2 separate regions of the Mus musculus genome follow, and region 1 is linked to region 2. Evidence: chromatin contacts called from ENCODE Hi-C or POLR2A ChIA-PET data. All regions are on one chromosome and are shown on one strand. The core of a region is the stretch at or near the end of the contact, and the rest is flanking DNA. Distances in the headings are between cores, read along the strand shown.

What was found. Hi-C counts contacts between places; a loop is a spot of excess contacts on that map. ChIA-PET counts read pairs that join two places held with the same protein, here RNA polymerase II (POLR2A).
Region 1: POLR2A ChIA-PET joins it to region 2 with 25 read pairs in Patski. The contact joins two enhancer-like sites. A Hi-C loop is called at or near these places in 1 of 37 maps with a recorded cell type or tissue (regulatory T cell). POLR2A ChIA-PET finds 5 or more read pairs at or near these places in 2 of 5 experiments (Patski and embryonic stem cell).

The regions. Positions count from the first base shown.
Region 1 is chr11:86,956,758-86,962,054 of GRCm38, forward strand. All of the region lies in intron 2 of Ypel2 (yippee like 2), which reads right to left. Among named protein-coding and RNA genes, the nearest start is that of Gm51915, 23 kb to the right of the region's middle. Within about 2 kb of position 1,650, at least 3 of the 3 ENCODE cell types and tissues checked have a DNase peak (open chromatin) inside an H3K27ac peak, as active enhancers do.
Region 2 is chr11:86,891,816-86,897,399 of GRCm38, forward strand. No RefSeq gene overlaps it. Among named protein-coding and RNA genes, the nearest start is that of Gm33742, 26 kb to the left of the region's middle. Within about 2 kb of position 1,584, at least 2 of the 3 ENCODE cell types and tissues checked have a DNase peak (open chromatin) inside an H3K27ac peak, as active enhancers do.

The DNA of each region.
Region 1 (5,297 bases), core at 400-2,899, 65 kb after region 2:
ACAGAGGATGCTGTCTCTAAGGCTCTGACCGCTGTATAATCTGTGAACTGCAGGAGCTGATAAGTTCTCTTACAGGGCAAACACTCTGAGCCCATATTCTCTAAAGACAGCTCCGAACACTGAAGATTTCGGATTCTGAAGTTAGATCTTCCCGCATGTTTGTGAACTTCCTCCTTGTGTCTGCTGTTCGCTGGCTGGCCTAACTGATGATCCCTTCCTTAGGCTCTCAATACTCAGATAGGAAAACTAAAATTCCTACCATATAATCTGGTGTTCAACTTCCTTGGCCAACACGAAAGTTCTCTGAATTATCGGGCACTGGAAGATCATTTCCTAGTCAAAAGACAAATAAAGAACTGGGGATGTCTAAATGACCAGGGAGGGAGGGAGGGGCTCAGAGCTATCCTGTAGGGTCACATGAATGCATACTAGCACTCTTTATTTAAAGCTGTAAGACCGGCTGGGTACCGTGGAGGATTTCAGCTAGTCATCTGTCCCGAAGGTGCTTATTATAATCTGGCCAAGCAGGAGACAAACTGAAAATACATAAATAATAAAACATTCTAACACTCTGTGGTCCTTAAAGGAGTTTAGAGAGGATGGCTGGCCTGGAGAGGGTTGGAGCGCTGTCTGTTCACAGGAGAGGGCTTTCTTTGGGAAGAAAAAAGGAATTAAACCTAGGATAAGAAGCCAGCAAAGTGAGAAGCCAGCAACCTACCCTGCCCACCTGTGATGGAAACAAACAGTGATCCAAGCAGGTGTCAAGACAATCACAACAGCATCTTGCTAAGAATGCAGAGGCCCAGGCACCCTGAACTAGGTGATGTCACCTCAACCACCTGAGGGTACCAGTACAGCTATGAGCCATTTGTGGGAAAAATGAAGACCCGCCCCCCATACACCCACAATTTTGTACCACTGGGACATGGTATTAATTTTTTCACATGTATTCATTTATCTTGTGAATGTGTATGCACATGGAGGTCAGAGGACAATTTCCAGAAACCAGTTCCCTCCTTCCACTCTATAGGTGGTGGGGACCAAAATCAGCAGACTTGGCAGCAGGTATCTTTAGCTGCTGGGCAATCTTGTAAGCCCCCAGGACTATAAAGGTAGTTACTATCTGCGTTTTGTGGGTGAGCGAAGGCCTGAGGTCTGGGCCACTCTTAGACCCCAAAGAGGCTTTGATCCCTTTCAGCCATCCATATGTATGTTGGTCTGCAAGCCTGGTGTATTGTGTGTACTTCCAAACACTGGGTTTCCTTATCGTTTCCTTACTCAGCTTCCGTTGCTGATGGGGTTGGACGAGGTGTGTGATATTTAACAGGAGGGTAGTCAATCCGAACACAGAACTAGTTGGTTTTTAAACAAGGACCGGCCAGTTGGACCAAGGAGGGGGTGTGTTCCATGCAAACTGCAGCACTTTCATGTTGCAGAGCCAAGCCAGTAAGCCCTGGTGTTTTACACGTCGGTTACAGAGCCTCTGATTAGGTCCAGCAAGAGACTCAATTAGCATCATGGAAACACAGAGCAGATTTCAGAAGAAAGGTCAGCCACAAGCCCTAGCATTCGCTGTCAGCCATCTGCTGGGCAGGAAGTGCTCCTCAGATCTATTTTTAATCATCTTCCCTAGGCTCGGGCTCCTGGGAGAATGCAGAGGCTGGGGTTATTCTGAGACAAACATTTAATTGCCACCTTTCCATACACATTTGAAAACAGTCTCCGGATACTCAAGAGCAACTCAGACATGGAGGCTTCGGACATTCTGGCCTGGACCCACAAGGTCATTCTTTGATAGCCAGGGGTGAAGAGTCTCAAGGCTGACTGGGTTACAACTCTACTAGGTAACTTGGTGATCTCCATAGCCAGGTCCTAGGTACTGCATAACGGGAAATCTGGGCCTAGGAGTACACAGCTATTCTCCAAAGTAGGCCTACTACGTGACCTGAGCAATCTCTTCACTGCTGCCGTTACTTACACGTTTGTCTTGTCAGAAAGGTAAATTAAAACCTGCACAGCCCGGCAGAAACTGGACTCATTACTCAGGACATGGGAAGGGTAGAGAAAGGGAAAAGTTTTCATCTCTGCTCCCAAGGACTCAGGCTACACTGCAGCAGGCCTACCTAACATCTGTCCACTGGCTTCTCCCTCCTGTTCCACCCACACAAGTGTCTCAGTTCAGTCCAGCCTAAGGAACTAGACAGTGAATCTGGCATGCCCCAGGCTGATTTCACAGAAAGCTGGTTCAGGAAACCCCAGTGTTTGAGAACCATAACTCAGAGTTGCCTTGTCTCTCAACTCAAACTTCAGCCTCCAGTTTCCACCCTGAGGTAAAGCCTCAGCATATACCACAACTGGGCCCCAGCCAAGCTGGGTTCCATCTGCCAGGTGGGGCCTGGAGCTCGGCTACAAGTCACCACCGCCCTCCCCAACACAGCACTGTGGGGCTTCAGGGCACTGTGCCCACTGACAAAGAGGTCAGGGGGCTGGGGAGGGGGGAGCCACCTCTCCACCATTCCTCTTCCCTCCTCTCAGGAGCTAATTTATCAGTGAGCGGCAAGGTGGAAAGCAGAGCTGAGAAAGAGCATTTGGCCAGCTGCAGGACCTCGGTCTGAGGTGTGAAACAGGAGACCGGGCATTGGGGAAACAGCAGCACTGGCGGGACCAGAGTGCCAGGGAGGAAGGCCATGACTAGGCAGGCCCGTGCTTTGCAGAAACAGACTCCCTTGGCTGGGTGCTGGAATCTTAACCCCTCAGTGATGGGGGAACTCTGCTCCAGTGAGCTGAAGTATACATGTGGGGGCTGGGGGGGGCAGTCCAAAGGTCACCCCCCTGACCTAGTTGGACCACAGCTAATAAGGCTCCCAAGCCCTGCTGACTCCCGGTTTCCTCTTCTCGTCTGGTTTCTGGAAATAAGGGAGTTAGTTAATCAGCAAAGGATTTAAGAAAGGTAACAACTGTCTTCCCCTGCAGAGGATCAGGGTTTCCCTCTCTATCCTCTCCTGTGCTGTGGATCTGAGCCAAAACCAAACAAGTCAAAAACAAAAACAAAGAAGCAAAACAAACAAAAAAAAAAACCCAAAACCAAACAAAAACACTATTTAAAAAAAAGGAGGGGAGGTGGGGGCCGGGGCCGGGGGTGGTAAGGTGGTGCTTGCTGTAAGTCTCATCACCTGAGCTCTAGGACTTACATGGCAGAAGAAGAAATCCAAGGATCCAAACGGTCCTCTGACATCCACACACGGGATGCAGCAGGTACACCCAAATATATACTTTACCCCTCACACACACACAGAGGAAAAAAATAAATGGCCTAAGATAACAGAGCCAGGCCTGCTGGCCCACACCTGTGGAGGTAGAGGCAGGATGAGTTCAGGACCGGGCTAGGCTATGTAGGAAGACCTTGTCTCTACAAAGCTATACATGGGCGAAGGAAATTATGGTTCAATGAAAGCAGCTACTCTGCATCCACAGAAAATCTGGGCATGGCATTGTCCTGTAACCCTAGGGATGGTGAATGGCAGGAAGTGTTGGTGGGAGGAAAGGAAAAGACACGGCAAATTCAGGGACTTCACAGCTGGCCAGCCTTTCCAAATTACCAAGCTCTAGGTCTCTTTCTGCACATTCTTGCTCGGGCAAAGTAATAGAAGCTTCCAAGTGTGGGGCTACAATGGACAGCTTTTAATCATTTAGGCAGCCTTAACTCAAGAAGTTAGGGACATTGGGCCCAGGCCTGAGAGCCTCCAGGCCACACAGGGAGCCTTTATAAAGGTCTGCCAAGGCCTGTGGTTGGCAAATGATTTACCTGACTGCTGTTAGCTGATGGCATTGTCAGGGGGTGATGGAGCCTGATCATTATTAATTATATGCAACCATAGCACATTATCAATGCTTTATCAACTGCTTACGTGATCAGCCAACTCAAAGCCCTAGGCAAACAGTTTATTGAAGCTGAAGGGAAGTGGGAACTTCAGGAAACAGGCCACACCATAATATTCCTGTCTGTTTCTAGTCAAACTGTATTGTTACCTCCCCTCCCTCAAAGCCATTTAGTGGTTCCCTACAGCACACAAAAATGAGTCTAAACTCCTTTCACTCTACTCTGTGGCTCACATTTGCAGACCTCCTGCTTCTGAAACAGGCTCGGCTCATCTGCCTTACCTGTGGTTCCCCAGGCATGACTCTCTAAGAAACACTCCACTCAGAATGGACTCCTGTCTTATCCACAGAGCTAGAGTTCAGATCTATGCAGGATAGATACAGAAGCCTGTGTGTGTGTGTGTGTGTGTGTGTGTGTGTGTTTCAGCCCATTGTATAAGAAGCCTGTGTGTGTGTGTGTGTGTGTGTGTGTGTGTGTGTTTCAGCCCATTGTATAATAACAATGTAGCTGTTTGTATATTTGCACTGGAACATAAGCTGTCTATAGGCATTAGTTATATTCTGGCCACCTCAACAGCCCCAGGGCTGCATCCAGCAGTGTTCATGGTCTATTTAGTGGTCAGGGAGGTTCAGAGACTTGTCCAAGGTAACACTGAAAACTCAGTGCAAAGCCAGGCCTCAAGGAGAAGTGACTTAACCTTTCAATTCAGGAATTTGAAAATGGCGCCACTGACTCTTTACCCAACGGGGACACACAGTATTTTCCAGTTAGAATGAGGAGCCTTTTTAAGCTGGCTTGATCTGCAGCTTAACCTTATGGTGGGAAAAAAGTCCAGCCAGCAGAATGGAATTTCCCATACAGTTGCCTCAATTCCCAATACTATCCATGCCACGCCAACTGGAGATTCCTGCTGAAGGCCTGTGCGGCCACTTCCCCCAACACTCAGTTCACAATGGTCGTCTCAAACATCTATCCCGGGCACTAGCAAGGCCTGGAAGCCCAGGGCCACTCGTGTTTGTAAATCATGTTTCCGCAGCGCTCTGGCGCTGTTTGTTGATATTTTCTCCAGTACCACAGAGGTCAGCCATTAAGACAATAGTCTCAGCAAAGCCCAATATTTACTATCTGGTCTTTACAGAAAGTCTTGTTGACCCTTGGCTTTAACCCAAAGAAGAGAAGCTCAAGACTCCAGAGAGCCCCTACCACCACCAGAGACAGGCTCCCCAATCTCACCCACCCCCAACCTCCCTTTTCTTTGCAAGCTCAGTTTTTTTTTTTTTTTTGAATGAAGTCATTTCTGTTTTTAGCACTGCTTGCGAGCCTGGGATGCATGCTAGCCAGTTTAGAGACATACAGGAGCCTGGATACCTAGCACATGACCTGGCACCTAATGGAGCTCAATAAATGTTTACTGAAT
Region 2 (5,584 bases), core at 334-2,833:
CATGGGTACCTACATGCATTGGTGCCCATACATGCACACACACACACACACACACACACACACACACACACACACACACAATGAAGAAATAAATCTTTTTTAAATGGGAAAGAAAAAAATATAGCAACAGGTTTAATTTAAAAAATAAAATGAAATTAAAACTAAAAAGAAAAAAAGTGCTACTCTATTCGAGACAGGGTTTCTCTGTAGCCCTAGCTGTCCTGGAACTCACTTTGTAGACCAGGCTAGCCTCAAAATCCGCTGAACTCAGAAATCTGCCTGCCTCTGCCTCCCGAGTGATGAGATTAAAGGCGTGAACCACCATACCTGGCACTATTTGACTCTCTTAAGATTATATTTTTGAAGGCCGAGTAGCAAGTCCAGGGGACTTCAGGAACAAACACGTGTGCTAAGGTCCTCTTGTCTCTCAGTGGCTGTCTCTAATCCCATCAGAACAGAGCAGTGGGTTACTCCTTCCTCAGTGACGCTCCCATCTGCCACAATTCTTCCTCTCTTATCCTTAATAAACCCTAACACATATGCATTTGCTCTGCTAGAGAGAGTGGGGGGGTAGGAATCACTCTTTTAAAATAACGCAGTCTTGGTCAAAGAGTCAATATTCAGTGGAAATAGTTCCCTTTGTGAAAATTATCTTAAACCAAGTTCATATTCAGACAGCCTGGACAGACTAGCCTAGGCAGCTAGGGCAGACTCGTGCCACCGCTGGGGATTTTAGTGACTTCAGTCAGCTAGTGTTAAGTCTCTTGAACTAGACAATGGCAGCCCACAGGAGGTTGTAGCACCAGGTGTGGGGCTTCACACCATTAACCCCAGCATGCAGGAGGAGGCAGAGGCAGGTGGATCTCTGAGTTTGAAGCCAGCCTGGTCTACAAAGCAAGTTCTAGGACAGCCAAGGCTACCCATAGGGAAAAAGACAGACAGACAGACAAGTAGGTTGCATTAGTCAGCAAGTTCTCTAACACAGAATTATGTCCCCAAACTTCTTTTTACTTCTTATTTTGAGACAAGGTGTCACTAAGCTGCCCAGGAAGGCCTCAAACCTGACATCCTCCTGCCTCAGCCTCCTGAAGAGCTGGGGTTACAGGTCTATATTGCTGGGTCTAGCCAATAACTGCTTCTGAGGTTAGTGGATGAATACATTCAATGTTTTTTTTTTTTTTTTTTTTTTTTTAAGCAGCGTGTGACATATTAACAAAGTAGCTCTCTGTAGACATCTAGGTCTGACCATCCCAGCTAATAAGTCTGAGCCAAGGCACTTCACACATTCGTCCCCGTTATCTAGCATTTGCTTGCCTGAGACCACATGCCTTGAAAGGGTCTTGTTAGTGTGTCACGATTCCAGAACACAAATAGCCCTTGATCCAAGTTTGTGGAGTCGGCCTTGGAGCTAAATATGCCTCACTGACATGTTTTATTTGGCCCACAGAATGCTGCCTCTTTTTTTTTTCCTTTCTTTCTTTTTAAGCTACATTAGCTGCCAACACTTCAAAAGAAAGAGACTTCACGGAAGAACCCAGACTCCCAGCTCTTTAGAAACTGAAAGATCTGGTAATGCAGGTGCGCGGTGTCGTTAAACTCATAACCACCCATGGCTCCGCAGCTGTTGCCTCCTTAGCTGAGCCGTGTGTCCTCCTCCACCACAGCATCCACCGCTCCTTCCATCCTGATCCTTTCTGTTCCCAGGCAGGTATCCTGTATGCCTAGCCTTTCCGTAGCCATTTGTACTTAAGATCCTGTACTGTGGTGGGGTGTCATGTGCTACCGAGGCCCCTAACCTCCAGCACTAGCTGGTAACGCTACTGTGTCTCATCTCCCTGCTTGAAAACAGATGTGCACACAGGTATGGTGGCACATTCCTGTAATCTCAGCAGCTGGGCACCGAGGCAGGAGAATCTCTGTGACTTCCAGGCCAGCCTGGTTTACATAGTGGAGTTCTAGAGCTACATAGTGAGGCCCTGTCTTGGAGGAGGAGGAGGAGGAGGAGGAGGAGGAGGAGGAGGAGGAGGAGGAGGAGGAGGAGGAGGAGTCAAGGCACAAAGGCTTGATTGCGCTGCGTGAGACCCTGTCTCAAATAAACAAATCATTATTTAAAAGGATAAAACTGGAAAGGCTGGCAGAGCTATCTGACTGGCACCTGCTCTTTCCTTTTTCTAACAAGCCTCCCTTCCCATCAGCTCCATCCGCCCACCTCATTGCCAGGCTGTTATTTCCCTTAAACCTAGGGTACCTTCTTCCCAGCTCCCCCCGCTTCCTTCCTCTCTCAGTAAACAAGCACGTTGGTCCCCCTCTGCCTTCAGAGTTTTACCGTTAATCACGGCGGGGGAACAGACAGGAAATAACAACCGGGACGTGGCGAAGTTTAAGACGACTTGCCAGTCTTAGTCACAGCCCTGGTGCCCTGAAATGAGCGCACCTGGAAGAGCGCTCCTCCCTTTGCGAGCCTCTCAAAGCAGGTAGGATGGGCAGAGAGGGGCTGTACAGTGCCGCCGAGAACAGCGGGAGAAGCCCTGCCTTGACTGGGAGCAGCCGTTAGGTGGCAGCACAGGGCACGTCTTTCCAGGTCTTTCCACAACGGATGGGCCAAAGTGAGGCACCGAATTTTCTAGGAAGGGATAACCTAGAACCATATCAGGGCAGGCATTTGGGCTGAGACCAGCGAAAAGTGAGTCAGCCAAGACTCCCCGTGACACCGTGCTGTCTGGCAGCCAGCTGGGGCACGCGGGTGTCTGCTTCCTCTGGTAGAAGATTCTACGGCAGACCTTAGGCCCAATAGAATATTTTCACCCTGACATCTAGATTTTAACTTTTATTTTAATGTTTTTTTCCCTCTCTCTAGTTTTGTTTTTTGTTTCTTTGAGATAGCATCTCATGTAGCCCAGGCTGGCCTCAGACTCCCTCTGTGATCAGGAATGACCTTAAATGACGGATCTCATTGCTTCTGCCTCCAAGGGCTGAGCTTAAATGAATGCCACACGACACCTCGATCTTAAAGGCAAGCCATCCGAAGCCCAGACATTGGCCTGCCCTCCTGTTGGTTCTGTGCTGGGAACCCATTCCAGTGTGGGTATGGCTTCACTAGTGCCAGCCGAGTATATGTCTGTCCTCTGGTTTCAAAGTATTAATGGACGTCTACTTGGTATAACTAAAGTACTATTAACTTGAGCCAGGCATGGTGACATAGGTCTGGAATCATCCCTAGGGAGGTGGAGGTAGGAGGTTAGAAGTTCAAAGCCAGCCTCATCTACATAGTTGGCTATGCAGCAAATTCAAGGTCAGCTTGGGCTACATGATAGCCTGTCTCTGGGGTAGGGAGTTGGGGGACTAATTTGATTTTTCCTAGTTTCTAGTGTGAAACTAGGGGGAGAATCTTTGCACGTGGTAGAGTGGGCTTATGGGACACGGGTAAAGAAAAACAAGCTTTCTTTCTGCCTCCAGCTACCTATCCACTTGGGAGAAACGTGAGAGCCTATAGTCCAGATAGCGGGAGTCTGCAGCCTCAGCGCTCCATGCTGAATGGAATGCAAGCCTTTTTAGGGAACTAGCTGGTACAATCGTGCCTCTTATCAAGAGTGGCCTAGCATTACAGGGCCGGGCCATGCACACCCAAAATAACTCACCAGTCCTCTCAAATGACATTAGTAAAACCAAATGTATTCCTAGAATTTAAACACAGGCTCAAACAACTGCCCCCGTAACAAAACCGTGTTCTCAGACTTCAACTAATTTAGGGGACAGGTCAGTGATCAAAGCAAAGAAAGGCCTTATTATAAGGTAGCATTGGCTTGAAGGCTCTGGCCTCAGAAGGGAAATTTCCCTAGAAAACAACTCCTGATTCAAAGCTTACTGGTTAAAAAAAAAAAAAAAAAAAAAAAAAAAGAAGCAAGTCCAGGACTCCCAGCAGGCGGAGTCTGCGACTCTGAAACTATGAAGTCCCAGAAGCAGCTTCAGCTCTCCCTCAATGGACACTTGAAACCACACGGTGCAGGCATGCCTCAGAAAAAGGCAGCCTTTATGCTGAGCAGACCTCCTTGGAGCCTCAGCATGGTGGTACACACTTGTAATCCCAGCACTAGGGAGGCTAAGGCAGAAGGGAGTTTGAGGACCAGCCTGGGCTACATAGAGACTTTCAAGCAAACCTAGGCTATAAGCAAGAATCTATCTCCAAAAAGTGAATACTAAGGTTCATACTAAGGCAGGGCACTGGATATCACAAGATCTTATGAGGTGCAGGCAGACAGGAGGATCGGGACTTCCTTGCCTATATAGCTAGCTAAAGGACAAGCTGGGATACATGTGACCCATTCTGAGTCTACCCAGGAGAAAAGACCACCAATAACAGAACATCACACTTCCTTTGCTAAAACAGTTCTTAGCTCAAGGAGTACAGATTCTAGAACACACACCAAACATGTGGGAAATGGCAATTAAGACATGCCACATTGGGAAAAGAATAAACACACAAAACAAAACAAAATAAAAAAGAAATACCGCATCAGACATCAGGGCCAGTGAACCAGTGAACTGGCTCGACAAGTTGTCCTCAGACTTCCACAGGGACATACTCCACACTCGCATGCGCACACACACACACACAAACAAATGTATGGTTTTGAGACAGGGTCTGGCTGTGGAGCTCTAGCTGGCCTGGAACTCACTATGTAGACTAGGCTGGCCCGTCAAACTCACAAAAAATCTTCCTGCATCTGTCTCCAGTGTGCTGGGACTAAAGGAATTAATTAAAGCATTAAAAGGTCATGCACCATCATGACCTGAAGGGTAATTTTTTAAATAATAAAAAATGAAAGAAAGAAAAGAATATTCATCATTGAAGCCAGATGTGGTGACTCTTATACTCCCGTGTCTGAGGCAATTGTTACAACTATGAGTTTAGCGCATGGGCTGCACAGTGAGACTTGTCTTTAAAAATAAAACAGAGAGATACACACACACACACACACACACACACACACACACACACACACACACACACACGGGGGGGGGTGCCCTACTGGATGTATACAAACAAAAAGATAGTAAACCAGGCCTGGTGTCTTCAGCCTGTAATCCCAGATGCTCAAGAGACTGAGTCGAGGAGATCTTAAGTTCAAGAGTTGCCTGTGCTAAATGCAAGCTCATTTAGCCTGGGCAACTCAGCAAGACCCTGTCTCAGCACAGAATGCTTAGATAAAGAGAACAATGCTAGGGTGGGTGGCTGGGGGAATCATTCCAGAATCAATTTCCTGCCTGCTCAATGTCCTGTAGCCATTCAAGATGCTAACACGCTGGAGGGCAGCTTGAAGAATACATAAGCCTCCCCCATCTGTTGCTTTTTCTCCTCTTTCTCATGGAGTTCAGGGTATGGCTTCCCTCTTGTTCATTCATGAGACCTCAGTTTCCATTTCCAGGATTTAAAAAAAAAAAGAAGAAGAAGAAAAAGAAAAAGAAAAAGAAAAGAAACAAGAATGCAAGAATGATCCCAGCTACGGGAGCTCTAGAATAAGCCCATAGCTCGTGCTAAGGGGCATGGAACACACAGGCGGGGAAGGGCGTTCATTCCAAGTGG